Regions from separate parts of the Homo sapiens genome. Here region 1 is linked to region 2. Evidence: chromatin loops called from intact Hi-C (ENCODE). Cell type or tissue: PC-9. All regions are shown on one strand. Each heading gives the region's core, and the rest is flanking DNA. Links, peaks and the distances in the headings are about the cores only.

Evidence for each region. Peaks named below come from ENCODE experiments on the same cell type or tissue, not always from the same donor. Only the 100,000 strongest peaks of a DNase experiment are listed, where the experiment ranks them.
Region 1: it touches region 2 in a loop (9-fold over the local background); 1 of 110 quality-filtered maps calls a loop at or near these places.

The regions. Positions count from the first base shown.
Region 1 is chr4:173,071,963-173,077,346 of GRCh38, forward strand. No RefSeq gene overlaps it. Among named protein-coding and RNA genes, the nearest start is that of GALNT7, 94 kb to the right of the region's middle. RefSeq lists enhancers at 1,813-2,611, 2,612-3,410. In PC-9, for the core only: no CTCF peak of the experiment used is centred there; a DNase peak (open chromatin) is centred at 2,559; H3K4me3 peaks cover 382 bases; H3K27ac peaks cover 2,256 bases.
Region 2 is chr4:173,249,165-173,254,548 of GRCh38, forward strand. The region is part of intron 2 of GALNT7 (polypeptide N-acetylgalactosaminyltransferase 7); the gene reads left to right. Among named protein-coding and RNA genes, the nearest start is that of MIR548T, 16 kb to the right of the region's middle. In PC-9, for the core only: no CTCF peak of the experiment used is centred there; a DNase peak (open chromatin) is centred at 3,337; H3K27ac peaks cover 1,542 bases.

The DNA.
Region 1 (5,384 bases), core at 201-5,200, 180 kb before region 2:
AGAGTCCAACTAAAGTCTTGTCTGTGAAATTTCCACCCTGACAATGTCATCATGCTGTGTACAGCTCTATATCCTCTCCACCAGATCTTTTCCCAAACACTAATATAATTACCAGAGGAAGAAATGAGCACAGGAGACATCTGGAGAAACTCAGAAACCTGAAGGTGAGAGACTGCTTGTTACACCTCCTCCTACATGATGTATTCTAGACTGAAGTTTTAGAGTGTCTCTTACAGCAAAAGTGTTATTTAATCAAATTACCCCTTCACCAATTCAGTTTCAAAATAACTGAATATTTAATTAATTCTCCAGAGGGATCTAAAATATGCAGTTTCTGAATTGATTAGTGAGTAAAAATTTTATGTTTTTTCTGTAATTCTAACCTCATTGAACTCAAACTAAATGCCCCTAAATGCTATCAATCTAAAGGATATTCGAATGTTAGAGCTGAATATTAAGAACATCTATAGGACCATGGGCTTCTAATAGCACCCACCCTGTTTTCACAATTAAGCTGTACCTGAAGTTAAAGGAGAGGGAACTATTCATAATGTGTAATTTTATAAAAATATTTAATTAAGCATTTGTAAATGCTAGGTCACAGTCAAATTTTTAAAAGCTATTTCGTGGGTATATTTAATGGTTATGCTGTGGTTTGAATGTCCCTTCAAAAGTCATGTTGAAACTTAATCCCCAATGTGACATTATTGAGAGGTGGGGCCTTTAAAAGGTGGTTGAATCATGAGGACAGACCCATTAACCCATGCTCTATTGGTCTGTCCTTGTGATTCAACCACCTTTTAAAGGCCCCACCTCTCTATAATGTCACATTGGGGAATAAGTTTATAATCCCCCTAATTATAAAGCCACCATAATGTCACATTATGGATTAATATGTTAATGAATTAATAAGCTATTGTGGGTGGGGACCAGTGGTTTTATAGAAAGAGAAAGAGAGACCTGAACAAACATGTTCAGTCCTTACCATATGTTTCCCCACACCACTTCGGGACTCTTCAGAGTCTCCACCAGCAAGAAGGCTCTCACCAGATGAAGCCCCTCAACCTGGGGCTCCTCAGCCTCCAGAACTGTAAGAAATAAAAGCATTTTTTAAAATAAATTACCCAGTTTCAGGTATTCTGTTATAAGCAAGAAAAAATGGACTAAGGCAAGGTACTTGCTTAATTCCACATGATAAAAATTCTGCAGCAGAAAAAAAAATAATATGTAGGTTCCACCTAACTGCAACTAAGCAATTAGAAAAACAAATCTCTTGTAGTTCTAAACACCCGAGAGGGGAAAAAAAGAAAGAAAGAAAAGGGAAAAAAACCAAATGTCTTAGTTAAAATACTGTGCAGCTCAAGGCTGATTACTTGTCTAACTAGAATGACAACAAACAAGGCATTTCAGGACAATCTTGAGAACAATTCGTGTATCAAAAAAGCCACCAATCGGGTATAAGGTTCTCCTTATTACGAGAAGTTACAAAACAACCTCTGCTTTGACAGATACCCTTATGGCAATGGAAATGACAATGTGAGTGGCAAAGTCGACATAAGAATATACTCAGTAGCAAAATATGGGAAACAGTCTTTATTTCCTTAATCAAAACAGGAGTGGTTAAAGAGAGTCACAGATTATAACCAGGGCAAGGAGCACTAAAAAATGGGTCATAGGTGAGGTCACCTCGATGGACCTTCAACATCGAAGTGGTCAGACAATTTTTCAACTCATTAAAATTTAAGCACATCACCCATCTACTTAAATAACAACAACAACAACAAACCTTCCTAAAAATTAACATTTTCATACAAACGTTTGAATATGCACGTTCTTATTTGCAATATAGGACTCACCAGCTCTAAAAATAAAATCATGACAGCTCACAGTCTTTCATTGTACAGTGAACATCCTAGATTTACTCACACTCAAAACTCATTCGTCCTAAATTGTCAACCACCAAGAAAATTGTGTTTTGTTTAAAAATTTTCTTGAAAGATAAATAAAACTAATCTGGCCTGGCATTTCTCTGAGTCCTCTAGGTTTAGGGGACTGGGTGGAACCCAGTTGAGGCAGCAGTCAGTAGCATCTATACAAAAAGTAGTTCCAGCCAGTGAGGCAATTAATTACCCAGCACAGATGAAAGCAGCATAAACAAAAGAGAGAGAGACTCTCTTAAATAAGGAATCCAAGTTGTTAGCAAAAGAATAACCAAAGCAGGTATGTCAAATGCAAGGGCCGAAAGGGAGATTTCTTAAAAGGGAAATGAACCAGGAATTATGAGCAGAAGCAGGTGGTAAAGCACAATTTAAAACTAGCCAAGGTGAATTTTCACAACATAGGTGTGGTGCTGAGTGCTGTATACAGGGTAAAGATACAAGGCTGGACTGGGTGATGTAAAAACTCATTAAATAAATTGTCTGACTGGTATTTGTGAGAGAGTTTATATGCTGCAAAAATACCTAGTCATTTTGTTTACTCTCAAAATGCCACTTAGGAATTCAAGGTCAGGTTTAAATTTGCACTTTTCTTCCCTAAAGCAGATGGATGGGCAAGGTCTTCAGCACCAGTCTGGAATGCAGCTTATTCAGAAGCCCTGCTGTCATGCTTAAGGCAGCCCATTTTTTAAGGGGTGGCCAGCTGAGTAGGCATTTGTCAAGCAGAGAGCAGAAACAGAACAAGATGCATGGAGGGAACATTAAGCACAAAATCAGGCCATGTGGCAATAAGCATGCCCTGCTGTGAAGCAATCTCAGCACCTGGGAGAAAGTGAGTCATTGTGAATGCAGGGAGAAAAGACACAGAGCAGCAGATTTTGCAAACAGTGACCACAACCACCAAGCCCAGACTATGTTACAAATGGACTCTGAAAAGGACTGCATCAAACACACACACACACACACACACACACACAGCACACACATGCAGCGTGCACACACACACACACGGGGTTTAACGCTCTTGCTGTAAGCACCTCTAACATATATCACTAACAGAAAAGGAATGAAAGAGAAAAAACACTTTTTAATAATTATGTTTAATAGTCATATTGTCAAAGAAATTATCTCTACTTTAATGCTATTTTCTCTCTTTGGGTGTTCTGGATTTCTCCAAAAGCTGAAAAAAATATTTTTAAGTATAAATCAGCTATTATCAGGAAATTAGAATGATTTTCAGATGACGATTCTTTCTTTTTTCCTTCCTTTCTTTTTTTTTTTTTTTTTTTTTGAGACAGGGTATTGTAATCTTGGAGACAGGGTATTGTAATCTTGCTATGTTGTCCAGGTTGGTCTCCAACTTTTGGGCTCAAGTGATCCTCCCACCTCAGTCTCCCAAGTAGCTGGGATTACAGGCATGTGCCACCATGCCTGGCTTCCATTCCAGATTTCTAAGACTACTAGTTAGACAGGTAGATAATAAACTCTTTCATTAATTCACTCATTTATTTGTTCACTCAACCATTATTTATCAAGCACCCAGCCTAAGACAACACTGTACAGACCTCTGGAGTCACAATGGTGAGCCTTACAGGTACAGTTTCTGCCTTATCGGAGTTGACATTCTGGTAGAAAAGTCAGATATTAATTAAACAGTCTCATGAATTTGGAAGCATAGAGTGGAGGACTTGGCATAGTCCCACAGATACAAGAAAAGTTTTCTTGAGGAAATGACATTTAACCTGAGCTCCAAAGGATGAGGAGAAGTGTTTTAGGACCTGCCAATTTAGGCATGATCCCCTCTCTTAGGCCTTGTTTTGTTTTGTTTCCTTTTGCTTTTTAAATATATAATGTGATTAAAGTATCAAGGCACCAAGAAAGAGACCAGCCAAAAGTGCAGGCATTTGCAGTGACATCCAGCATCTTAAAGGTGTTCTGTCACTCAGGCTGCAGTGCAGTGGTGCCATCTCGGCTCACTGCAACCTCCCCCTCTCAGGTTTAAGCGATTCTCCCACCTCAGCCTCCCGAGTAGCTAGGACTACAGGCACCCGCCACCACACCCGACTAATTTTCGTACTTTTAGTAGAGACGGGGTTTTGCCATGTTGGCTAGGTTGGTCTCAAACTCCTGACCTCAGGTGAACTGCCCGCCTCAGCCTCCCAAAGTGCTGGGATTACAGGCATGAGCTATTGCATCCGGCCAGGTTATGTATTTATATATGATATCAGGAATTGGGTGAGAGAATCACTATTAGACCAGCATAAAGTTCATTAATAAATAAGTGAGGAGTAAAAGGACAGTCATAAAAACTGGAAGGAAGAAAGGCCAAAAGGCACATGCCTCAATGAAGCACAATTTTCAACAAGACTGTGGAAGCTACCCAAAAACAGCATTGAAGAGCAAGGAGAACCCCAACCCTCTCTCTATTCTCAGAGGCATATGTGGTATGCAAAAATGCACAACTATCCCCAAGGCAACCTCAAAATCTATGCTTCCATTTCTCCAGACCATCTGCCCTTGCTCTTCCAAGTCTATCCTTTTTACTCTGTGAAAAGTTTATGGAATGATACCATCATTTCTTTTAAATTATAAACACTATTGGGTATTTGAAAGATCACATTTTTGGTTTAGCTAGCTCAACCCTAAGATAGTTAAAGCTGCTATTATAGGCCTATCAGATAGTCTCAGAAGCACCAAAAAAGTGGAATGTTTGGATAACATTCCACTTTTTTTTTTTTTTGAGATGGAGTTTCACTCTTGTTGCCCATGCTGGAGTGCAATGGCATGATCTCGGCTCACTGCAACCTCTGCCTCCCAGGTTCAAGCGATTCTCCTGTTTCAGCCTCCCAAGTAGCTGGTATTACAGGCACGCACCACCACACCTGGCTAATTTTTTGTATTTTTAGTGGAAACAGGGTTTCACCATGTTAGCCAGACTGGTCTCAAACTCCTGACCTCAGGTCATCTGCCCACCTCGGCCTCCCAAAGTGCTGGGATTACAGGCGGAGTTTAACTTTTAAAGTAAGACCTTCAAGGAATATTAATCAGGGATGCACATTCACAATCTATTCAGTTGGTATATTTGGATTTTATACTCAATATATCTATAATAGCATACTTTCACACTTCTGCATCTCCACAGTTACAAGGTCTTAATCATAGTGACTCATACTGAACTCTTCTTTAGTAAGTGGGATTAACATTCCCACATGAACTCAAGACACTAAATTATTAATAGCCTCCCAAGGCTTTTGGTTTTTACTGTAATGCCTGTAATGCTTTCATAAAAGTTTAACAGCATTTAAGTAAAATATAGGCTCAAAGTATAACAGTTTTTAAAGCTATTTTTCCTACTATGATTTCAACATTCTTCAGGATAGGAAAAAACTAACAAAAAAGGCCACTGTAAGCTTCTCATCAGGTAAATATTAAGTGAGGTGATGATCT
Region 2 (5,384 bases), core at 315-5,314:
TAGCTTTCATTAATGTAGTTGGAAATTTAATTCACTGCTACTAGAAAACACTCAAAATGTATTCCTGATGATGTATTGTTAGCATAATCTTCATTTTTAAAAGGTTAATACAGCAGGTGCTCACACTCCCATACCTGTTCACATACACGTATGCATGTACACACACACACTCACACCTATTCACCAGCATTCTTTATGACCGCTAAGTAAAATCCTGTGTCCAATATAATGCCATTTAATAGACTTTGAGCATTCCTGTACATTTACTGGTAAAAGTGAGAAGAGATGAGTGAAATGTGCAAAGAAGGTAGGAGTGGAAGTGCAGCAGTGTGATGGTGAGTGATACAACCTCTTATACAGAGAACAGTCAGAGCATCTCCCAGGGCTGTGAAGGAAGAATCTTAGAGTAATTTATTCCCAGTAGAGACTTGCCTAGTCATAGATAGCATTGCCAGATTTAGCAAATAAAAATACAAGATGCCCAATTAAATTTGAATTTCAGATAAATGGTTAAAAAATTTAGTATATGTTCCAAATATTGCATGGGACATACTTAAAAATTTTTTTAAATTGGATTTCCCTGAAATCCAATTTTAACTCGGTGTTCTGTGTTTTATCTGGCAGTCTTAGTCAGGAGATAAAGATGGTTGTTAAAGAGTTACAGCTGCCATGTGAGGACCCTTTAGGACCCCTAACAGGATCTCGAGTCCCTCGTCTAGAACGTGTCTCAGTTATCCTCAGTGCAGCACTCAGTCAGATCCCTCATCTCTGTTACAGAGGTGCTTTGCGAAATGACTGGTGGCATTTCATCACTGTAATGAGGGAGAAGGGAAGGGACTTTCTGCTGCAGGCTGGGACTTAGTATAAAGTTATTGAATTCTCACAACCAAACTGTGAGAGAGCTCTTACCTGTGTGTGTGAAGTCTGAGGCTCAGACAGAGTTGTGACTTCTTTGCATTTACCTAGAAGAATGGCAAAACTGTGAGTCGCCCCTAGGTGATTTGGTGTGAAAGCCCCTTTGTCTCCATCACTGCACACCTGAGGTATATATCTCTCTCTCTGAGTAGTGTACCTCAGTGCAGATGTTACAATCAGAGGGTGAGCTTAACAGTGTGGAAACAAGAAATTTTAGCACATAAACTGTTTATTTAAAAATATGTCACTTAAAACACCAATATAAATATAGCTAACTTTTCAATATAAGAAATAAGAAAATTAAATGATGTACAAGGCTTAAAGCAGGGCACAGGATTTAGAGACATCCTCTGTGCCTTCCTCCCCTTCACCCCTCACATCCAGTCCATCAGCAAGGCCCCTTGGTTCTGCCACCAAAATGTAGCCCAGATCACTTCTGAGGTCCGCTTCTTTCCTCTCCTCTACCTCCACCTGAGGCCATGCAACCATCATCTCTCCTGGAATCCTGCAGAAGTCTCGTTACTGGTCTTTCCATTTCTACTCTTGCCTCTTACTGTCTTTTTTTTCAGACAGAAATCAGTGTGGTCTTTTAGAAACCCAAATCTAAAACCATTCTGTGCCTTCCCATTGCACTTAAAACCCAAACTCCTAACGTGCAGCAGCCCCCACGCTGTGGCCCTTACCCACCTTGCAGACCTCTTCTTGCTACTATACTTCTTGCCCACATAGTCCAGCTGTGCTGGCCTGTCTCAGGTCTTCTGCATATGCTCTTCCCTCCTCCATGAATGCTTGTTCCTTTCTTCCCATGACGGGCTGGCTCCTTCCCATCCTTTAGGCCTCTCTTGCACTTCTCTAACCATGCTGTCTAATTTGCTAAGGCCCCACTTTATTCTCTATTACTTCTCTTTAGCCATTTTCTTCATGGTATCTATCAAATTTTATAATTAGATATTGGTTTATTAAGTTGTTTATTGGCTGCCTTTCTCATTAGATAAGTTCCTAAGAGCAAGAACTATGCCTATTTGTAAGCCTAGTAACTGACAAGTAGGAACTCAGTAGTAGTACCCAGTTGGTAAATATCTGTCGAGAATGAATGAACGTGTGAATGAAATCAGCCAGGGTTCAAACCTTGATGCCATCACTAGATGTGAGATCTTTGACCAGTTACTTGTCCTCTCTAACCCTCAGTTACCTAAACGTTAAGACAGATCTAACCATACCAATCTCTCAGGATTAGCATTAGAATTAAAATGACATAATTGACTACAAAAAGTCTTTTATTAGCCTGTTGGTTAGAAACCTGAGTATTATTAGCTGTTTTTACTGCTATGGTATTTTCTTCCTTACCTTGTTGTCAACATTCGAATGTTTTCAGTTACTATTTAGCTTTGATAGGCTCTGTTGCTTTTTGGAAAACATAAATGTCACACATTGCCTTGTCTACATCCTCTTGCTTCTACTAGTACCTTCCATGATGCTAAAGCCTTCATTTCCTTTGAAAATTTCAGACACACTGATTTCCATGGGAACCTCGCATCTCTGAGTCCTCCTTGCACCCCGCAGTTTCCTTCCTGTCTCCTTTCTTTCCTTCTTCCATGCCTTGCATAGCCAGTTCTGTCCCGTGTTCTTTCCTCTGGCACAACTGGAGCAGTGCCTAGAAATAGGACATTGCATGTTTTTGTGTATTATTTCTGTAAATATTGTGTCTCCAGTAAAATTAAAAGGCCCAAATCTATTTTAGTAAATGCTCCTAAGCCTCTCTTTGAAATCCTATACTAGTGATAAAAGTCATTTTTTAATATTTCAAAATGCCCAAATATAATAAATCCCAGAAACTTTTTTAAACTGAATCCAAATTATTTTTTAAACTGGATTCTTTCTCCCACTTAAAAAAAATGAGATAGGCTTCATTCCTTTTTGAACACTTACAATTCAGTGTAGAGTATAACATACTTTTCTAAGTAAAATTATTTATACTTTAGAATGTGGACAATCTTTGGAATTTTTCTCTAAAATAATAACCAACCATGAATAAAAATCGCCTAAGTGTTGCATATTACCTAATATGCATATTAGCACTTGTCTGCTTTTACTAGCAACATATTGAAAACATATCGCACATCCATATTGTGCACATGAGGATGCACCCTTCCTCATCCTCATCCCTCATGGGGAATGTGCTTGGAGCCCCTCAGAAGCTGGCTTGCTGTGGCTGGCTTTTTGCCGCTTCAGAACACAGGCCCTAACAGCCTTGTTCTCCTGCCTCTGTCTGTCATAGAAATGAGGCACCTGCATAGCTTAGAGACCAGGCTTGGGCTGTTTGTCCAGCTGTGACATCTGACACTGTGGTTAGCTTGTTCGTTCTTGCGGCTGTTGTGTAGTCTTTGTAGATGAATGTTCTCTTCCCTAGAAGCAGGAGAGAACTGTCCAGCTGCTGGCATGACTCACACTTCTGTATGTGATAGCTTTGAATTACATTCACTGACTGAGTAATTTATTGGCTGTTGATTGCGTGTTAAAAGGGTGAGTAACAGTATTTTGAGTGAACTGGAGGCCTGCTTCTTTTTTAAAGACTTGAGCCAAGAATGACTTCACCTGCCTTCACACTTTTTTCTATAAAATACAAATATGATTTTCTTCACAGTTCAACAGATATTGAGTATCTCTAATATGTAATGCACTGTCCCTGCCTTCAAGGGGCTCACCATCTACCACTAGGGAGAAAGGAAAGAATGCCATAATGTAAGGCAGAATGTAAGAACCATTAGAAAGGTATTTTAATAATGTGGTTCAGAGGAGTGAGAGGTCAAGTTACAGGGGAGTCAGAAAAGGATACTTTGCCAGGCATGGTGGCTCATGCCTGTAATCCCAGCACTTTCAGAGGCTGAGGTGGGCTGATCGCATGAGTCCAGGAGTTCGAGACCAGCCTGGGCAACATGGTAAAACCCCATCTCTACCAAAAATACAAAAAAATCAGCTGGGCGTGTTGGCGCATCCCTCTGGTCTCTTCTACTTGGGAGGCTGAGGTGAGAGGATCCCTTGAGCCTAGGAGGCAGAGGTTGCAGTGAGCCGAGATCACACCACTGCACTCCAGCCTGAGTGATAGAGTGAGAGCCCATCTCAAAGAAAAGTAAAAGATAGTTTTCTTTTCTGAGGGGGATACTAGGGAAGACCCTGAAGGATGAGTAGGGTGCCTTCAGGAAGAGGGCACTTGAACATGTAGTAGAAGACATGAGCATGTAGTGCGGTTTACTTGGATCTGGAGGTATGTGGAGGGAAATACAGCTGGGAAGATAGTAGGGCATTGGAAGACTACATGCCATTCACAGAGTCTACATTGAATCTGGTATTTGGGAAGACCCACTGAAGGTTTATAAAGAGAACTTTGGGGATTTCAAACTAGTAGAGGTGTTAGAGTAGATTAGGGGGTGGAGGCCTGTTAGAGGGTTAGTGGCATTTGAGTGGGAACTCCAGTGGAGGTTATAGAACCAGAAAAAGGAGATTCAGTGTAAGAGAACAAAAGAGTTAGAAGCAGTAGGCCTTGGGAGGTGATGGAGTGGAAGGGGAAATCAAAGATAAATCCAAGGCTTTGAAGCTCAGTAACACAAAGAGGAGTGGTGCCATTAACAGAAAGAGGCTGGTTAGGATAGAACAGTCCACTCTGCCCAAAGCTCGTTTACCTGAACTGGTCTGCTGCCCGGTTTAGATGAATTCATGCAGAGCCAGTCAGGATAAGGAGCCTGTTTATGGGAAGAAGTAGAAAATTCTGTTTGTGGATAGGTTAGATTTTCTTCTGATAAAGTTTGGGATTTTATTTCCTTTTACTGTGAACTGCTGATGCAAACACTTGGAAATATTCTTACCCTTTTTTTCTGCCCAACAAAGCAGACAATCGGAGGTATTCTGATTCAAACAAATGAATTAAATATTTTGACTTATTGAATGAATTCATTTGCTTCTAATATTTAACCTTTTCTCCCACTTACACACCTTTTGCATTTCTGTTTTGTAGAAAAGCTATCTTAGTTGCAATTACAAAGTGAGATGATAGATGTAAAAGTGCTTTGAAAATTCTAAGAGCTATGCACATGTTAGTAAGATCGTTAATATCTTTCTTAAGCTTGTCTATGGGAAATATTTTTTAAAAAGATATTTTACATTTACACTCATGCCTTATATGCCAGATAATTCTCCTCTTACCTGAGTCCAAAATAAATATTAATTCTTATACTGTAATTTTATCTAAGGTGAATTGTGTTTGTGAGGTTTTCTTATTCTCTATCCATATTAAAGGTTCTCTTTGATATCTACCAAGCTATTTAGAATGTATTGCTATAATTTATAAAATGGTTGCTATTTTTAAAACATTGATTTAATTGGAATGCTATAGCTTTCCTTTTAGTTTTGTTTTATGTATCTTGATCCATAGATTTCAGCTAGAGCTAAAACCTTAAACTACTCATAAAACA